Linked DNA regions of Mus musculus: region 2 is linked to region 1. A link is a loop called in an ENCODE intact Hi-C map of the cell type or tissue named here. Cell type or tissue: left cerebral cortex. All regions are shown on one strand. Each heading gives the region's core, and the rest is flanking DNA. Links, peaks and the distances in the headings are about the cores only. Region 1 holds the start of Tnfaip3 (tumor necrosis factor, alpha-induced protein 3). Region 2 has its middle 72 kb from the start of Perp.

Region 1 (2,913 bases), core at 217-2,716:
ATGGGTAAAAAAAATTTACAACATTACCCTTAACTTTTAAAAATATATTTGTTACCTCACTGCCTTACAGATAAATTTCCCAATTTTTGTCACAGGATCAATAAGATTCTATAGAACTTACTCATCAAAGTCTTTCCCCCAGTTTTATTTTTCCACTCTGAACAGATTTTTTTTTTTGTCTGCGATGTGGAAACTTATGTATTATTTATCAACAGATACCTCGGGCAACTGTTGGGAAGTACCCCTCCAAAAAAAGCAAAGCAAAGCAAAACAAAACAAAACAAATCCATACAAAGAACTGCAAAAGATCCAAGTAGCATCTCAGACAATAAGAATGGAGACCGGATCAGTTGCTCAATAATCTGGGACATCAGAAGGCTAACTAACTGTGATCAGTTCTCCAAACGGTGCCCCCACTTGACCAGACTAGCTTTCCAAAGAAAGATCAGAGACCAGGAGAAAACAAAGCATGCTCCAAAAAGAGCTCTTAATACCTCAGCTTTCCTGAGAGGCCAGGTGGCAGGATGTGGGACAACGGACCCGGACTGACAACACACTATCTCAGTGTGGAGTCGGGGCTGCAGCAGGGAGTCTTACATGCCACCTAAAGTGGAGTCCCCAACAAGCAGGCCAGAGAATCATTTCTGCATGCATACTCTTCTTAAACTGTGGCAACTAGAGACCTAGTGGCAATCTCAAAGCACGCCCCTCCCCTCCACCTCCCGCCCCGCAACCCTCCTCCCACAGATCACTGAAAGGTTAGCTGACCGAAGTCTCCAAGTTGGATTTGGTGGCCTCTGAGAAACCCATCCCCTGTTGGGCCAGTTGTGCACAATATGGGAAAAAAGCCCAACGCGGTTCTGCAAGGTCTACGTGCCTATGAACACGCTGCACTTGATTTCCAAGTGGGGGGGGGGTGTCACCCACGACCACACGACCTAGGAACCCAAAAGGTGACTGACTATTCATCAGCCAGCTGCAGCTCCTGTCACCCTGCAGGATCGAAAAGGAATAGCTAGCTAACTAGTCGGCTGAAGAAACTTCGGGCTGTCAACCTAAACACCTGGCACCGGGACCTCAACTCCGGCCAACAATACCCCAACTCCAGGATCCCTGCAAAGCCAGCGCAAGGCAGCTCCACACTGAGCTGGCCGTGCACCCCGAATCTGGCTGGCAGTGCACCCCACTGACCGAGGACCCCCGCATTCTGCTAGCCGTGCACCCCGCAGCCGGAGCATCGCTCACCTCTTGGGGCCGCGCGGAGCCCTCGCAGAGCCCAAGTGGCCGGCCGGCCGTCACTGGCGCGCGCCGCAGCCCGGGATCGTGGTCCGGGTCGTGGTGGGGGTCGGGCCGAGGCGGAGCCCCATGGACACCCGATCGGGCTCGCTGGCTGAGGGGGTGTGCACGTCTTTCGGCGGCCTGGCTCACCGCTCCGCCTCCGGCTCCGAAGACTACAGACTGGGCAGTTCCCTTTTTTGCCTTTCAGTTGTATGCTTTGCCAACAGGGGGATTTCCGATGGAAATTCCAGTCACGTGACCCGCGTGGCGCGCCGCCGACCGGCAGAGGGCGCTCTAAGCCGTGCCCGCCCCGCCCGGAGAAACTCCTAGGTCCCGCCCCGGGGTGTCCCCGCGTGAGTCACCTGGGCATTTCGGAAGCTGCCTTCCACGTCACATCCATGTGGAAATCGCGGTGATGGGAACTGGAAATGCAATAGGTTCTTTTTTATAGCTTCTTTTCTGAAGAAAATCAGCTGTGAAAAGGAAGGGAAATTAGAGAGAAAACCCAAAAAACCACCCAGACACACAGGACCTCAGGCTTGAAGCTTGGCTTTGAAGTCTGGGCTGTGCACGTGATGAGCACTTCAGAAAGAGCCCTCCGCAGGGTCCCGAAGGGAATTGACAGAAAAAGCGGCAGGGTTCTCCAAGCCATGTGTCAGCTTCAGGTTGGATGCAGTGCAGAGTGAGATCAGACCCCATGGTCCTGCAGTTTTTGAGTTACGGGGGGTGGGGGGGGGCAAGGTCAATTTCAGAGAGAATTAGATTCGCCTCCCCCACCCCCACTCCTACACACCCTCCATTTCTCCTTTATTTCCCTGTTCCAAGGAGCGTTTTAAAGTTTAGAAATTTCTTCAAGTTTATTGCTGGCTTTCCCCGATCCTTCTACAGTTGTTTTCTTAAGTATTGTTTGGCTGGCCTGAGAATTAGTTCGCCCCATGAAGCCAATGGAGGATAGCCTTCCACAATGCCCTGATTGATCCCCGACTTGCCTTTCTTGAGAGGGGAGAAAGCTTCGCTTCACTTAGACAGGGGCTTGAGCTCTGCAGAAAGAAGCGAAAATGCTTTTACCTTTCTGGAGAAAGTGGAGTGTGTATGGGGGTGAGGTGGGGTGGGGTGGGGATACTCTCTGCAGAGCTACACACTAGAAACTGAGGTGGCTTCATTCACTGGCCAGGAAGGGCCACTCTGAGAAGGTGACATTGAAACTCTGTGACAAAGAAACCTCCAGGCAGTCTAGAGATAAGACCTCAAGGGTCAGCCACATTTGATACATCAAGGGGCTGAGCAGAGCTCTCTGGGTGGTTGTGCTGGGGCTAGGGTGCAGGGTGTGAGGCTCTTCCCGGAAAGGAGCCGGGATCTGTTTGAGGGACCACGGGAGGTCTGCGGAGTGACCTGATGTTATTTTAAATAGTGTTTAGTGTGATTAATTTACTCTGTGTGTGTGTGTGTGTGTGTGTGTGTGTGTGTGTGTGTGTGTGTGAGTGTGTATCTCTAGGGTCCCCTGGCAGGATTCCTAGAAAATAGCGCAAACCAGATAGAAATACTCAGTGCCACTGGGACTTCAAGTGTGTTTGCCAAGTTGCCAGACTGTATATTGCCCGTTTGAACTAGAGACATGTGCTTCTTTCCCCAGTA
Region 2 (2,913 bases), core at 291-2,790, 98 kb before region 1:
GACGCCACTTTTCCGGGTGCCTCCGATTCCAGCACATGACACTTCATTGAGGGGAAACTAGAGAGTGGTACCGATGAAGACTTCAGTCATTGTAGCTTGTTGTCCATAAGGACTTCGGTCTTCATAGCTCACATTCACAGAGAACTATGTCACCATAGGAACCTCGGTCATCACAGCTCACACTTCACAGGGCCCTCTGCTGCCATAGTTCACTGCTCATAGGGACCTCAGTCACGATAGCTTACTGTTCACAAGGGCCTTGGTCACTATAGTTCACTGTCTGTGGGGACCTCAGTCATTGTAGTTCAGTGTTCATAGGGATTTCGGTCACCATAGCTCACTCTTCACAGGGCTTTTTGTTGAGATTCTCCTTTAGGCTACAACATCCTGTTCTTGGATGACCTAAAGCCACCGTCTTAGAGGATTTGCCATTCAGTTTTCAATCAAAGCAATTCTGTAAATTCACACTAAAAACGAAGCAAAGGAAGTAGAGGCTACACTTGAGTGAAAGCCCTGTCCATCTGATGCCATCTCCAGAGACAGCATCTCCTCTCCACTTCTCGCACTCCAGTCAGTCTCTAGCCCCTTGTTAGAACAACTGGATCTACTTTCTGGGGTGAGGCAGAGACAGACAGACAGGTAAATAAAAATGCAGAGACACACACAGTGTCTCTGGAGGGAGAGGATGAAAAAAAGGGAGAGGGAGAACCTGGTGTACGGTTGTACCAAATAAGAGGAAAAGGAAGACAGGATGGAGGAGGATTTAAAAAGGATTAAGAGACACAGTGGATTTGCTGATGGGTTGTGGAATGAAAAATGGTTTTCAAGGTCCTCTGAGTTGCTTTGGGGAGTAGTATCATTGTTCATAGTCTCTCTCCCTCCCTCTCTCCCTCCCTCCCTCCCTCCCTCCCTCCCTCCCTCCCTCCCTCCCTCCCTCTCCCTCCTTTCTCCCTCTCTGTCTTTCTCTCCCCCTCTTTGTCTCTGTCTCTATCTGTCTTTCTCTCTCTCTCTCTGTGGGAAAAGTTCCTTGCTATAGAAAAAATATGTATCTGTACCATTATATCAAGTATATTTTACTTTTACCTTTAAAATCTCTCTCTGAGGGTTAGGGGTATAGTATAGTGGTACAGTGTTCATCCAATCACCAGCATTGCCAACAGCCAGTTCCATGCCCCCTTTTGCTAGTCCAGTAAATTTAAAATTAATCAGGGCGAGCTGAAAGGGAGATTCAGGAATCCACAAATCCTATGGAAGAGTTTACAGGCTGTGAACTTACAACAAAGATTTGTTTTAGGCTCAGATTTTTCTGTATTCAATTTGGGAACAAACTATTCCATCTGCCTGAGAGAAATAAAAATCTTAAGGGGAAGGAGTAGCTTTGAACACTGGGACTTTAACCATGAAGAGAGACAATATCAATTATTGCTCGCCTATAGTCAAGCAGGACCCAGTTCACTGTCAGACACTTGAAACAGTCTGAACCCAGCTATTTGGTTGAGTATATAAATTGACCACCAGATGGCAGCATATGATTTTTAAAAGAAACACTACTCCCCTCCCCCCACCTTCCAGCCCCTGCACACCACCCCCACACCTCCAAAGTGTACACAGAGAGGTAGACATCACCCATAGTGAACATTTTTCTTCTTGTTCCTAAAATTGGAATGAAATGAGGAATAACACAGAGAAGTAAGAAACAGAAGGAAAGAAGTAAGCTGAAGGAAACGTGGGAGGGAGAAGATTTAAAAAGAAACTAAAAGAAAAAAGAAAAAAAAGAAGCATATCCAACTAGATGACAGTTCATCACAAACGACAACGGGCGGGCTGCTGATGTAGGAAAGTTCCGAGGGAGGAAACGGTGCTATAACCACAGGCATTCACAGCCTACATGTGTGAGTGAGTACAAGATAGACTCTTGACCTTCTTCTAAAAGCAGCTGTCTCCTTGGGAAACTACAAGAATGAGTTTACATTTTCAACATGTTTTCTTTTCTTTAAGGCTCGAGTTACCTGAATTCTCCATTTGTATTTGAAACTTATTTTAATCAGTGTTCTTCAAGGAGGTCATGCACACTGGATTCCATGGTTGGACATGCAAGTAAGGGAAGTGACTCAAGACAGCAGAAAGTATTCAGACACATACCAACAGGGATGCATCCATGTAATAAAGAGGAAAGACACACACCAACAGGGATGCATCCATGTAATAAAGAGGAAAGACACACACCAACAGGGATGCATCCATGTAATAAAGAGGAAAGACACACACCAACAGGGATGCATCCATGTAATAAAGAGGAAAGACACACACCAACAGGGATGTATCCATGTAATAAAGAGGAAAGACACATACCAACAGTGATGTATCCATGTAATAAAGAGGAAAGACACACACCAACAGGGATGCATCCATGTAATAAAGAGGAAAGACACACACCAACAGGGATGCATCCATGTAATAAAGAGGAAAGGAGAAGGAGCTTTGAGCCAAGAAGCTCATGACCTGAGAGGGATTCTCGGGATCTGTCTCTGACTCTCCACGGACCACAACCACTACCCAAGACCATTCTTCAACTTCTTCAACTACTCTCTCTTTCCTAACTAACTAGTATGTCTCGAGAGTGTAAGATGGGACAGATCTCACATAGTGGTGATAGGCTTGGGCATTGAGGCTTCTTTGAGTAGGGCTTTCTACCTCTACAGTAACGACATCTTGGATTGGATAATTCTTTGTGTACTCTTTCCATTATAGCATAGTTAGTAGCCTTCTGGCTGCCACTTGCTGGATGCCAATAATACACCCCTACCTAGTTTATGGCATCCAAAAGCATCTCTAGACATTGACAAGTGTTGCCTGGGCAGGAGATTTGCTACCTTCCCTGTTTTGGAACCTCTGCTCTAGAAAGACTCTAAT

What was found. Peaks named below come from ENCODE experiments on the same cell type or tissue, not always from the same donor. Only the 100,000 strongest peaks of a DNase experiment are listed, where the experiment ranks them.
Region 2: it touches region 1 in a loop (2.6-fold over the local background); 7 of 42 quality-filtered maps call a loop at or near these places.

Annotation. Positions count from the first base shown.
Region 1 is chr10:19,013,908-19,016,820 of GRCm38, forward strand. It overlaps Tnfaip3 (tumor necrosis factor, alpha-induced protein 3), which reads right to left and starts at 1,503. Exons shown (of 9, transcript NM_009397.3): 1 at 1,246-1,503. In left cerebral cortex, for the core only: a CTCF peak has its summit at 1,561 (motif pointing right); DNase peaks (open chromatin) are centred at 591, 1,131 and 1,574; H3K4me3 peaks cover 2,104 bases; H3K27ac peaks cover 1,072 bases.
Region 2 is chr10:18,915,683-18,918,595 of GRCm38, forward strand. No RefSeq gene overlaps it. Among named protein-coding and RNA genes, the nearest start is that of Perp, 72 kb to the left of the region's middle. In left cerebral cortex, for the core only: a CTCF peak has its summit at 1,506 (motif pointing right); DNase peaks (open chromatin) are centred at 1,579 and 1,798.